Regions from separate parts of the Homo sapiens genome. Here region 2 is linked to region 1. Evidence: chromatin contacts called from ENCODE Hi-C or POLR2A ChIA-PET data. All regions are on one chromosome and are shown on one strand. Each heading gives the region's core, a stretch centred on a gene start or an enhancer-like site at or near the end of the contact. The rest is flanking DNA. Distances are from core to core; before and after follow the strand shown.

Region 1 (6,872 bases), core at 2,485-4,984:
GTGCAACCAGGCTGTCAACACCAGACTCTAGGCCTCTGCCAGTGATCTATGGACCTCAGGGCCCCCGAGCTTCAGCCTGCTCAGGTAGGGCCATGAGTGTGATAGGGCGAGGTGTGACTGAGCATGAGAGTGACAGTGAGCATGTGAGAGCAGGAGGGGGTGACAGTGTGAGTGCGTGTGTGAGTGTGGCTGTGAACGTGCATGAGGATGTGTGCAGGTGAGCATCTACATGAGTGCAGGTGTGAGTGTGCCACATTGTGTGTGAATGAGTGTGTGAGTGTATCTGGAGCCTGGGCTCTCCTTAGCTGCGGGGGAGCCGGGCTCAGGGAGGAGCTCCCTCTGGCTCAAGAGAATACAGTGATCTGAGAGCCAAATTCCAGCCTGGAGTGGGAGGGGGTCAGCTCACCTTTGCTTCTACAGTCCCTTAAGGGCTGGTTGGAGTGGGGAAAAAGCAGAGAAGCAGCAGTTTAGGAAAAAAGGTATGTAGTGGTTGGATCATGAAGAGGACTTGGAGTCTGTGGCCCTGTGGGGGCTCAGAACACTGTCAGATTATTTCGGTATGTGTCATTTCCCGGCAAGCTGAGACCCTCAGAAGAGAAGCAGTTGCCTCCCCTTGGTCCCTTTCCTCCTCCTGGGCCTAGGAGAGCTGCGAGCCCCTGTGGGCAAGAGGTGAGGACTGTTCTCTTGGATCTGTGGCCAGGTGGAAGCTCTCCAAAGTCTTGGGGGATGGGGAGGGTATGGAGGCTCACCAGCACCTTGCTGGAGGGCCCTCACCCATAGGCAGGAAGGACAGAGCAGACGTCTCTCTGGTACCCACTCCTACCAACGCACTGACCCTGGAGGGTTACTGCTTCGTGTGGGGTAAGATGGAGAACCTGGGAGGTTGGAAGCTGGTGAGATTTAGGAACTGGGAGCCTGCAGTGTGTGGAGGTTGTGGGGGTGGAATGTGTGTTTGGTGTGAGTGCTGGGGTCTGCGTGTTGGTGTGAGGAGGTGAGAGGCTGTCTGAGTTTGCCTTTGTATCTGTAAGATTGTATGTTTCAATCCCTGTAGGTGTGACTGTTTATGTCTTTTTGTGAGTGAGGACCTGTCTGTGTGATCACATGAGTGTGTACGATCTGTATTTGAGAGTGCATGTGTGTGGAAGCATGCTAATTGTGTGGGAGAGGTGAAAGATGATTGACAGGGAAGGGGCGGAGGGTGGGAGCCCACACTGAGTGCACAGTTTCATCCTTCCTCAGGCTCTGCTTGTCATGGCTGAAATCCCCTGGACTGCATTGGGACCATACTGCTGAGAGTCTGGTTGCTGGGCTTCAGCTGACAGAACATCAGAGCCCCAGGATGGGATAGCCACAAGTTGGGAAGGTGAGGCAGGGTGAGGGGCTTGATGATGGGGAGCAGGCAGAAAGAACAGGCTGCAGAGCTAGGGCTGCTGGAGCCTGATGTCTGGTCCAAGTTCCAGCTCCTCCACTCATGGGGTGAGCTGGGGCAAGTCACTTCACTCTCTGAGCCTCAGTTTCCTCATCAGAACAATGGGCCTGTACACTAAGCATTATCCACCCCAAATCCTAGAAGCCTGCCTTCTCCTCCTGGCTCTGGGAAGTTGACCATTGGAGGCCTGGGACACTGGCCTGTCTGGAGGCTGGGGAAGTATGAGACGACCCCTTCTTCCCTTCCCTGCGCCCAGAAGGCCTGACTTGTCCTACTGCACCCCTCCCATCACAGTGATCTGTGTGGGCTCATAACAACATAAGCTAGACGGTGATCCTGTATCACCTTCCTGCATTCTGGGAGGCTCGGCCTCCAACTCCCAGACCAGGGAATGGTCTCCACTCCTCCAATCCTTCCCAGGTTCAGAAGCAGGAATGGGGGAAGTCCTGCCTGTCCCCTCTCTGACTTTACTTTCCCTTTCTAGAGCAGGGGTATTCTGGGATGGGAGGACTGAGTGTCCCTGCTGCCTGGTCCTCAGAGTTGGCTAGCTCCCCCCATGCCCCTCATTCCCCCGCCTGCTCGCCTGTAGAGCTGTGGCCCGGGCAGCTGTCCGGCTGAGTGGGTTAGCAACACAAGACAGATGGCGAGGGATTATCTCAGCTTCTCAGAGCACGATGGTGGCAGCGGCGGGGGTGGGGGGAAGGCTCTCACACCCTCCCCATGTGTGTGTACACACACACACACAAATGCACACATGCAGCTCCCCGCTCCTGCCCCAGACCCAGCCCAGCCTCCTGCTATTTATGAGGCGGGCAGGAAGACAAGAGGAGAGATGAGATTATGAGAATTGGTGAGAACCGTGGGACTTGGCAATCTTGTCCCTGCCCCACTTGGCTCCCAGACCACAGGCTGAACCAGCTTCTCAGGCCCTTCTTGGACCCTGCCCCTGCTATTGTGATTTCTCTGCAGCTGCCACCACTGGGAATGGTACATTCAGGAGGGCATGGTTTTACAGAGAAGTTTGAGGCCCAGAGATGTGCGAGCTGCACTCAAAGTCACACAGCAAGTTTGGTTCATTAGCAGGGTAAGTTCTGGGGGGTGGCAGGTGGTGGAGTCTCTTAGCTGTCCTGGCACTGGCTGTGGGGTCCTTGGGTCTTCTGCAAACAAGGTGTTTGCCCTAGCACTTGATGCTGCAGCCCAAGGTCCCACAGGGGCATGTCACAAGGCCAGCTGCTGGCACGCAAGTACTCACAGGCACAGCCTCTTGTTCATATACACTGTCAGGCTCTGGGTGAAGGCTATGTAGAGTTGAGTGACAGAGCTGGGTCTCCAGGCTGTGTCACTGTGAAAGAATTGGGGCAGGGTTAGAACCCCACTAGAGTGAATTCTCCTACCTGTCCCTCAATTTGCCACAGGCAGATGGTGGAGGGACTTTCCAGCCTCGGCCACACACTCAGGCCCCCCTACCACCACATTTGCCCATTAACAGCCCCACTCCAAGTCCTGAGTCATCTATGCTGAGTCGCCTGGGGAGGAGTGTGGGCCAGGAGACTGGGCAGGATTTGCGAATGGCAACCCCAGGGGGCCCTTTTCCCAGCATGGGTGGGCGGGGCCGACGCAGTGGGGAAGGCAGGGTGGAGGCCTTCTGAGAGAACTTCTCTGCTCCTAGCTGCCAATGTCCTGACTTCGCCCCCGTCCCCAAGAGTGACTCAGTGTCTGCTGGATGCGGTAGTGCGGGTGCGGGGCAGTGCGGAGCTGCTGCGGGTTGCCCAGTGCCACTCCCTTCAGAGCAAACCCACTTCTTGAGGCCCCGAGGCCCCCGCCTGGGGGTCTCCTGTGTTCACGTGTGCCTGCCCAGGCTGTCAAGTGAAACATGACCTCAGGGTCAGCCTGGCCTGCCTCTGGGGCTGCATTATTTGCGGGGTTTCCAACATGATGGTACCACCCACACTGTCCGGTCACAAACAAGACCGACACCGCCAGGTTTACCTGCTCCTGCCCCCTCAAACCATTGAATCAGCCCCTCTCTTGCTATTGGATGAGAGGGGTTGCCAGGACCAAGCCCCTCCTCCCCACCGCCAAGGTGACCACACGTCTAGGTATCAGGGGTGGTGGGCCCACTGCAGAGCGCTAGGCCGAACTCATCTCCTGGATCCAGGCCAAGCTCCACCTCTCTGTCTCTCCAGACTCAAGTTGGTCATTTGTATCGTGAAAGCTGGACAAAACTATATCTAAGCTCCCCATCTTCCCTCAAAGCTTGGCCTGGGGAGCCCTACATGAAACCTTGGAGCTTCTGAGCCTTCCCCCACCCCCAGCGGGGGGCTTTTCGTTCTGTGAAGGTCTCAAAGTAACATTCTAAAGAGGCACCGTGAGAGCCAATCAGAGAGCCCATGTAAATAACGGCCCGCTGATTGGCTGTCTCCTTCACGCCCTGAACGAAACTTCAACTTCATCAACTCAGCGAAGATTTTTTCCTCTGGCCTCGCGCGCCCTGCAGAAGGCGGGGCTGGGGGGTCACCCGAGCCTTCTCCCTGCCGCAGGCTACCTGGGCCCGCCGAATGGGATCGCGCTGGGACAGGCGGGGGCGAGTGTGCCGCCCTGACCCTGGCCCCGGGGGTGTTATTCTGGTACAGAATCCCCCGCGGGGGAGGCCCGAGAAGTGAGGCACCCCCGCTTCTTTGTAGGACCGCCACAGAACGGGCTGCAGGCCGCGAGTATAGAGCTTGGCTGGGCGGGATCGATATCTGCCCGCTGGACTGATGCGCGAGGGAGGCTGCTAGACAGGCTGGCTTTGCGGCAGTGTGATGGCCGCGCAGCACCCCCTGACCCCCACGGCTCCCCAACCCCGCCATTCCCTTCATCTAGCGCTCCCGGGGAAGCCGAGGCGGGCAAGTGGCGTAGCGATGGAGGGCGCACCCAGGGGCAGCGACGCTCCCTCGCTCTGGCTCCCAGCCCTGGTGGTGGGTGCAGGAGTGAGGGTAGCCCAGGGTCGCACCCTGCTCCCAACCTCGGCTCGTCCCCACCCTCCACGGTCGTCCGCAGCTCGAGGCAGCCTGCATTTCTGCCAGTATCCTGTCCCCTCGCCCGGTCCTTCGCCCTCCTCCCACTTTCATTGTGTGTCTCCTCTCTGGCTCTGAGGTTCCTCCTCCCTCCCTTCTCTCTCTGGGTGTCTCCGTGTCTATCTCCACATCTCCATCTCCATTTCTTTCTCTGCCTGTCTCTGTCTCTAGCTGTCTCTGTCCCTCAGTCTCTGCTCAGGTCTCCGCTCGCCTCTTGCTCATTTTCGTTCCTCTCTTTGTCTGTCTGACTCTCTCTTGTCTCCCCCCCTTCAGTTACCCCCAACCCCCCGCACACACACACACCTCACAGCCCTGTTTACGACATCCCCTGGGCTGGCAGGTGGGCGGGGCTGCAGCAGAGCGGGGGTGAGAGAGGGAGACGCAGCCTCCCCCCCAGCTGTTAACCTTCACGCTTCAGGCCTCTGCGGATGGCAGAGGAGGGGGAAAGCCCAGCTGCCAGCTTGGCGGAGGTGACCGGGCGGGGGCTGGGGGCTGTCCCTCCCTCTGGGCTCGTCTCTGGGGAGATCTGGGGCCGGAAGGAATGTGGTGGAGGGCGCCTTCGGCTGAGGAAGGCTGTTGCCGGATGGGTGGCCTCCTGAAGGCTTGTGCTGGCGAGGCGGGTGCCCAAAGGGGGCTCTGAGCGGTGTCGGCCCTGCCCGCAGCCCGGCCGGACGTGGGGGCCGGCGTGAGAATCCCGCCCATCTGTGAGCCGGCCTCACGCCGTCAGACCCAATTTATCTCGCCGCCAAAGTTTCACAGCCATCTGCTCGAGTGGAACGGCTTCCAGCGCTGGCCCCACCGGGCCCCCCAGCCAGCGCGGGGATGTTTTCCAATACGACAGCATCGCCCCGCCAAAGCAAGGAGGGGGTGTAGGGGGAGGCGGCAGAGCGCGGTGCGCGGGGCTGGCAGGCAGCCCTCTCCCGCGAGCGAGCCGACCCTGAATTTTAAGCGATTGATCAGGAAGCTCAGGCCGTTCCCATCACTTTGAGCAGCCAAATGCGACGGCGCAGGGATTTCAAGGGGCCTTTGCGGAGGCGGTAATGAGGTCACCGTCACTGCGCCAGCCCGCGGGCGGGAGGGGGCGAAGGTCTGCGGACACGTGTGAACACAGCCTGTGAACCGAGCCACATCTGTATTCACGTGACCCCCGGGGCCCCAGCACTGACCCAGGAAAACTCGGCATTTGGATCTGAGCTGATTCACACTCCCCCGCCCCCACCCCACCTACCCAGCCAGACACGGTTCGAGAGGCTGAGCTAGAACCCAGCCCTGCCACATCCATGATTCCATGATCACCTCAGACAGCTTCAGCACAAGAGCCCCAACTCTCTTCTCCTCCCCGCTATGTGCCTAAAATACACATATTTGGGCACCTGCCCATTGCACTTCTGAACAAGCCTGTGGAGACAGATGTACCCTAGGCCCCCGGTAATCACACAGGTGCACACATTCCAATTACACACCTGACCGCAATGCTCGTGCATTAGTACACTCCCAACCACCACCACTACCACCCCCAAACATGCACACAGGTACTCCATCATTTTCAAGCCAGCACCCAGCAACACACGAGCCCCCAAACTCCCCTCCCCCGGGCGAACTCATGTGCACACTCATTCCCAAGACCCCGAGCTTGCTGCCATGTCCGCGCGGGTGGGCGCCTCCACTGCCCGCCAGGCAGCGCGGGTGCAGACCTCGAAGAGAACAAAGGCCGGGCAGGTGGGAGGGAGGGGCGCTGAGCCCCCGGCCCGTCCTCCTAGGCAATGCTCGTCTGTCTCGGCTCCGCGGCCACCGCATCGAGCGGCTCTGATTGCCGAGTAAATCACCGCGATGATCTGAATAATTATCGTCTCCTGAAAAGGGAAAAAACAGAGAATAAATAAAGAGAGAAGGGAGCAGTCACCTGATTTCTAGGAGCCCTGGGGTATGTTGGGGGGGGTGAATACATAGGGGTGGGTGTCAGTGGCCCCCTGCGGATCCTCGGGACTTCTGTTGGGATGGAGTGCAGGTGGGATGGGCCTCAGGGCAGACAGTCCTTCCTTAAAGGTGGCAGTTAGCATCCAGTCTCCCCCTTCGTCTCCCCAGGGTAAGTCAGGCCCCCTGGAGCACCCAACCGACCCCAGCTGGCTTCTCTGCTTCTTACACACTCAGGCCCACCTGACCTGTAGGGCACCCTCCTGTTCCAGGGCTTTGCTCAGTCGGTTCCCCCCTAGCATGCCCTCTACCCACCACTCTGGCTGGCTTCACTCTCCCATCTCTGAAGTTCAGCCCCAGGTTACTTCCTCTGAGAACTTCTTCCTGACTGCCCAGCCCTCCAGGATCCTTCTCTCCCAGAGTTCCAGTGTCTGATTGCATTTTCTCTGACTGATTTGGGTGTGTTGTCC
Region 2 (6,431 bases), core at 3,131-5,630, 220 kb after region 1:
TGCTGGCATGAGCTGGTAGGCAAGTTCAGAGTCCATCCTCAACTCTCCCAGCTGGCCAGGCCCTCTCAAGATCCTTCTGCCCATGCTCCTGCCTGCACACCTCTCTTGGTTACATAGCTTTGGGCTGCAAGACTCTCATGGTTGGCCAAGTAGCTTCTCATGTCCAGCTTTGGTCCACCCCAGAATCTATGCATTCTCTTCTTCAGTAGAGATGGGAACTAGCTGGTCACCATCCCCCCACTCAAGAATCTCTGTGTGTGTGTGTGTGTGTGTGTGTGTGTGTGTGTGTGTGTGTGTGCACATTCATATAAAGAATCCTGAGAACAAGAGGCCAAGTCAGATCCCTTGCCCTGAAAAGGGCCCCAGAGAGGATGTAGCCCCACCCACTTGCTATACAGGTAAGGCAGCTGGGAAGGAGAGAAGGAGAGGTCTGCAGAGGCTGGGAGGAAGTCAGCCATGGGTCTAGTAGACTAGATCTCAGGCACTGGGAGTCCAGTGTTCTTTCCACACTGCCACCTCTTCCCCACTCTGTTCCACCTGCCAACCCACCAGGTCCAATCTCTGCCTGATATGCAGAGTAGGGGGAGCCTCTTTCCTGGGGTGAGGCACTCACTGTCAAGAGCTGCAGGTGGTGACGTGCAGGTATCAGATCGAGGAAGAGCAATTGAAAGATGGCAATTTCTCTTCCATGTTAGCACTAGCATTCCTCCTGGAGTAAGCAAGATAAAAGTCTCCAAAAGAAGAAGCCAAGAGAGATTTGAGAGTGGGTAGATGGTGGAAGAGAAGCCCCAAGCACTGGTCTCTGAGGATGTGGTCTGATAAGGAGAAGGTTCCTTGCTCACCCAGAGGAGAGCCTTTCCACTTCCTATGGGCGCTTAAGCCATCATTGCTTCATTCTGCAAGGGCCAGCACTTCTGGATTCTCACTCTGGTGGGTCCTAGACTCCAGAACCAGTGACTTCCCTGGACACGTTGGCTAGGACTGGAAGGTACCTCCTGGAAGTTTCCTGGGACAAGGACCCCAAATATAAGCTTTCACAAGCCCATTCAATTCATCTTACAAAGCAATGCAAGGCCTGACTACAACTTTGCTCAGCCTCAGTCTTACAGCCTGTGAAATAGGCAAAGACCACTAGCGTAGGAAAGAAAACAACCAGTATCTTCAAGCAGAAGATGTGTTCACCTTGCTCTCAGTTCATTCTCACATGAGCTATAGCTTGAGACTCTGGGTTTCCTGGGAATGGGCTGCTGTGTGGGAGCTAGGGCCAGCAAACAGGAAAAAATGGCGAGCTTTTTCAAGCATCAATACTTTTTGATTTGAAATCTCTCTTTTCCAAACTTTGCAGAGCACATACTGTCCAGTCCCCTTTGTTAAGGATTAATTACCAGCCAAGTTTGAAGTCTTTGGAGTTGTTTGGGAGTTATTTGAGCTGAAAAGGAAAACATAACTATGTTGTTATTTCTTCTAAATGGAAAAAGGATATTTTTTGTGGGTGTTTGCAATGCTTACAAACAGCTGAAGGGGTTTTTTACTCTATCTTTCCAAAAATCACTGCTCTAGGCCATGACCAAATATGGAAAAAATGACCAAATAAAAAAAATCCCCAAACCATAAACTTTTCAGAAAGTCACAAATAGTTGAACTGGAAGCATGTAATAGAAATGGCCGGCGACCTTGCTTAGCACAATTTCCCACTATTTCCTGCCACCCCTGTCCACCACTCACGTCTGTGATTCACCCAGGCATCTCTCAAGAGACTTTACCTTCTAGACATCCAAGAACCAGGAGCCAAGTACAGAACAGAGTGTTTGGGGAGACCTCAGCACTGGATTAACTTCCTCATTCCACAGATGAGGAAACCGAGGGCCATTGGTGGCATGAGTGACTTGCCCCAGGCCCCACAGCAAGCTTTGGCACAATCAGATTCCCAGTGTGGCTTTTACCAGGCTATAACCTCCAACCCCAAAAATGCTGCAGGGCAGACTGGGGCAGGGCCTGTGGACCTCTCTGAGAAGCCAGAATAGGTAGCCATCTGTGGCTGTGCTTTGATATGGCCACCACTGAGAAGGTGAGCATTGTACAGGAGAGGGTGTTGGCCTTGAGACAGAGAATAAGACTTCCTTGTGTTTTGTTTGTTTGTTTGTTTGTTTTTGTTTTTCTTTGATACGGAGTCTTGCTCTGTCGCCCAGGCTGGAGTGCAATGGCACGATCTCAGCTCACTGCAACCTCCGCCTCCCAGTCTCAAGCGATTCTCCTGCCTCAGCCTCCCGAGTAGCTGGGACTACAGACATGTGCCACCACACCTGGCTAATTTTGTTTGTTTGTTTGTTTGTTTTTTGAGATGGAGTTTTATTCTTCCCGCCCAGGCTGGAGTGCAATGGCGTGATCTTGGCTCACCACAACCTCTGCCTCCTAGGTTCAAGCGATTCTCCTGCCTCAGCCTCCTGAGTAGCTGGGATTAAAGGCATGCGCCACCACGCCCAGCTAATTTTGTATTTTTAGTAGAAACTGGGTTTCACCACGTTGGTCAGGCTGGTCTCGAACTCCCGACCTCAGATCATCCACCCGCCTCGGCCTCCCAAAGTGCTGGGATTACAGGCATGGGCCACCGCGCCTGGCTTTTTTTTTTGGATTTTTAGTAGAGACAGGGTTTCGCCACATTGGCCAGGCTGGTCTCAAACACCTGACCTCAGATGATCTGCCCACCTCAGCCTCCTAAAGTGTTGGGATTACAGGCGTGAGCCACCGCGCCCAGCCGATTTCCCTGTCTTGGAAGATGAGTGTGGCAGCGTCCTGTCAAAGAGCATACTCACTGTGCTAGCCACTACCAAGTAGCCTGGGACACCCTTCTCTCCCCAGTTCTTAGACAACTGGCATTGAGGAAAAGGTGAGTAGGGGTTGGTGATGCTGCACCTCTATCCCTGGGTCCTGGGCTCTGATAGATCAGAAACTTTGTCAAATAGGAATCTCCTCCACAACATCCCTATAACCAAGATCCAGGGCAAGGTTCCTGGGAATTCATTCCACACATCAATTGCCACTAAATGAGGAAGAAAGGGAAGACTGGAGCCTTCCTCTCTTCAGAGCTGAGGTTGGGGTTCTGCTTTGACACAAGGAGTCTGATGTAGGTATGGTCCAGAATGGTAATATAATATTATGGTTAAAATTATGGCATCGGGCCAGGCCCAGTGGCTCATGCCTGTAATCCTAGCAGTTTGGGAGGTCGAGGCGGGCAGGTCACCTGAGGTCGGGAGTTCGAGACCAGCCCAGCCAACGTGGTGAAACCCAGTTTCTACTAAAAATATAAAAATTAGCTGGGCACAGTGGCACATGCCCGTAGTCCCAGCTACTCGGGAGGCTGAGGCAGGAGAATCGCTGAAACCCAGGAGGTGGAGGCTGCAGTGAGCCAAGGTTGCGCCACTGGACTCCAGCCTGGGCAACAGCGAGACTCCATCTCAAAAAACAAACAAACAAAAAAAATTATGGCATCAGACTTTTGGGCCTGAATCCTAACTCTATTACTTACTGGATATATGACCTGAAAGTTATTTAACTTATCTGTGATTCAGTTTCCTCATCTGTAAATGGAAGTAATATAGCACCTGCATCCTCTGGCTCACAGTAAACGCCATGTAAGTTGTAGCAATTATTAGTGTTGTTAATTGCTCAACATTGACAACTTAGGGAAGAAAGAATAAACAGGTAGATGCCTAAGAACTCAGAACCTACTTCCTATGTTGGACAGAACCTCCCAACATCAGTTCAAGGGGACAAGTTAACCCCACCACCTTCTAGCACATGTCAGCATAGTCACGGATGCAGGAGGAGAGGCCAAAAAGCCCAAGACCTGGAGACCTGCCCATTCCCAGCCTCCTGCCAGCTCCTCCATGAACTCTGAAGAAGCTGCCAGGCTCGTTGGGGCCTTCATTTCTCCACTAGTAATATGAAGATAATAGAACCCTTTGCTGTCTGTCAAGTTCTTTGAGAGGCTTGGATGAAAGGCATAGGCAGCCAGGTGAGATGCTGCTATTACAGCTAATGACAGAACCAACACGCTTGTACGCTGCCGCCCAGCTCTGACTCAGGCTGTTTACGGTTCTTGCCTTGGTAGTGGGGGTTTCGGGAGGGTTGATTGGGTCTGTGGTCTGAGGAGAAGGGGGAGCCCCAGCCGGTGCCCTTGCCTGCCCTGCTACTGCACATAAGTGCATCTGCCATGATCTAGGTTTCGGCAGGGCCTTCTCTCCCTGACTTGAGCCTCTACTGTCCTGTCTCTCTGAGAATTTCAGTGCCCCTCACCCCCATCCCTGCCCCCCTCCTCCCCTCCTGCCAGGACTCAGGCTCCAGCCCTGCATGTGACACATCACTCTAGAGGACAATCAAGCTTGTTTAGAAACATGTGGGAGCCATGGTCTTTGGCTGCTGCAGCCAGAAGAATAAAACATTCTTCAAGGCCAGGCCCTCCCTCTCCCACCATCCCAGCGACAGCAACCCCGTAGGGGCTGATCAGCATGGGGCTGGACTCCTTCTGTGACCTCCACATCTGGTCAGATGCTGCAGGTCCCTCCCTCCTCCTGGGGAACTTCTCATGGGAGGCTGACCAGAGAACAGGGCCATTCCCACTATGTGTCACCAGCTCAGTCTCTAGATTGTGGTTGGCCCCCTGCTCCCTGCTGAGAGCTGGAGGTGAAAGCAGGGCTGGCAAAGCAAAAGCAGCTGCTATCAGGCCATCCTCAGGCTCCTAAAGGAAGAGGTCTCTCCTTGGCAGCTCAATCCAGTTTCAGGAATCGTCTGCAATAGCCACTGTCCTGACTTGGCATTAGCTTGGGGACATGCAAACTCATCCAGCCTCAATCCCAGTATAATGTGGGGGCCGAGGCAGCCCCATGCAAATGCCCCCCAGCCTCCCAAGGTGTCTCCTCTCCACTGAGGCTCTTGCTTTCCTGACCAGCACAGAGAGCTGGTCATTGGGATTTAGATAGCCGGGTGGCAGGAGGCACACACAGTGGTCACCTGATTGCCTCTTCTACTCTATCTGTCTCCCTGGCCCCAGGAACTAGCCCTTGACTGCCCCAGCATATTTTCCCCTCTCCTCTTTCCCTCAAGCTCCCCCTGCTCATCAAGTTCAGCCCCTGACAGTCCTCCTTCTACCAATGCTGCAAAGCCCCTGGAGCAGATCACATGGCAGACACCGAGTGCCAGAACGGGGGATAGCTAAAGAGAGCATAGAAAGAGGGAGGCTGTGTTGGAGACAAACTATGGAGGATGAAGAGAGAAAGACAAACCTCCAGTGGGAGAAGGGTGATCAGAGCCAGCTTGGCTCAAAACTATCGGGACAGAACAAGATTTGCTTGGAGAAGACTGAGGAGAACATTCTAGGCAGGGGGAATAGTACAAGGCAGAAGTGGAAGAGGGAAATGGTTTGGCATCTCTAGGAGAATCAGGTCTGACAAGGTTTACAAGGCTGGGGTAAATGAAGAGTGGCCCCAGACTGCACTTTGGGAATCCTGTGCTCAGGGTAGGAGTGCAGGGGCAGCCAGGGCATTTGCTCAGACCGTCTTCACAGGAAGTCCTGTGAAGTTACACAGGGGGCTTCTTCATCCTTCCCAAGCCCCAGAAGGCAGGGAGGAACTGAAAGAAAACATTCTCATCACTATTTAACAGAGAGGAAAACTGAGGCTTATTAGTGCTTACTCATATGCTCAAGGTCCTGCAGTAAGTCAGCAACCAAGCCAGTGGAATATTCTAGATGCCTGGGCCTGGAGGGGTCCTCAAGAGGTTGCCTACTCTGCCTCTTGCCCCAGGCAGACCAGATACCAACAAATCAGGCCTCTGACTATGCCTAACCATGTTGCAGTTAAACATATAACTTCTCTGGTTCATAGGCAATATGGAGCCATATAAAAGCCCTCTCTAGACCTGAAGGTCATTTTTCAAGATTGACCTTCTCCAGGTTAGGTTTCTCTTCTCCAGGTTCAATCTCAACAGGTTTCTTCTCTACTAGCCTAAGCCTCCCATGATTGACATGGAACATATACTAGTGAATTAAAGGAATGAATAAATAGTGAATAAATGAACAAAGAGACAAATGGTTTCCAGACAAGCACAACACTTTGACCTCCATAAAGCAGATCTCAAATAGAAGTCCTCAACATCCCTAAATTCACTGAACAACCTGACATGATATATTTATAACCACCATCCACGGTGATCTGGAGATAACCTTAGGCCATATCCTTCCTTTAAAAGGATGAATATCTCCCCTCCTTATCTATCCTGACACACACTCACATACACATGTATTTGCACGTTCAAATAAAGTATAGGCATCAGGCCCTGGGGGAAAACCCGTCCCTATCTCAACCAGGTTGGCATCTGTGCTGGAGTCTTTTGATAAAGAGGGTTTCTTCTGCAGACAGCTAAGACATATCTCC

The links. Hi-C counts contacts between places; a loop is a spot of excess contacts on that map. ChIA-PET counts read pairs that join two places held with the same protein, here RNA polymerase II (POLR2A). Pooled maps may share reads with other maps.
Region 2: a loop to region 1 is called in a pooled map, with 2.4 times the contacts of the local background. The contact joins the enhancer-like site here to the promoter of PSD2-AS1 in region 1. A Hi-C loop is called at or near these places in 2 of 50 pooled maps. POLR2A ChIA-PET finds 5 or more read pairs at or near these places in 2 of 52 experiments (GM12878 and activated CD4-positive, alpha-beta T cell).

Annotation. Positions count from the first base shown.
Region 1 is chr5:139,742,489-139,749,360 of GRCh38, forward strand. It overlaps PSD2-AS1 (PSD2 antisense RNA 1), which reads right to left and starts at 3,735. Exons shown (of 3, transcript NR_105053.2): 1 at 3,706-3,735; 2 at 2,682-2,771. It also overlaps a transcript of PSD2 not described here. RefSeq lists enhancers at 1-20, 21-569, 3,605-4,252, 5,391-5,500, 6,198-6,845 and silencers at 1,488-2,081, 5,751-5,800.
Region 2 is chr5:139,957,056-139,963,486 of GRCh38, forward strand. The region is part of intron 1 of NRG2 (neuregulin 2); the gene reads right to left. Among named protein-coding and RNA genes, the nearest start is that of NRG2, 83 kb to the right of the region's middle. RefSeq lists a silencer at 4,081-4,230. Within about 2 kb of position 4,381, at least 2 of the 41 ENCODE cell types and tissues checked have a DNase peak (open chromatin) inside an H3K27ac peak, as active enhancers do; they include GM12878, where a contact is called at or near this core.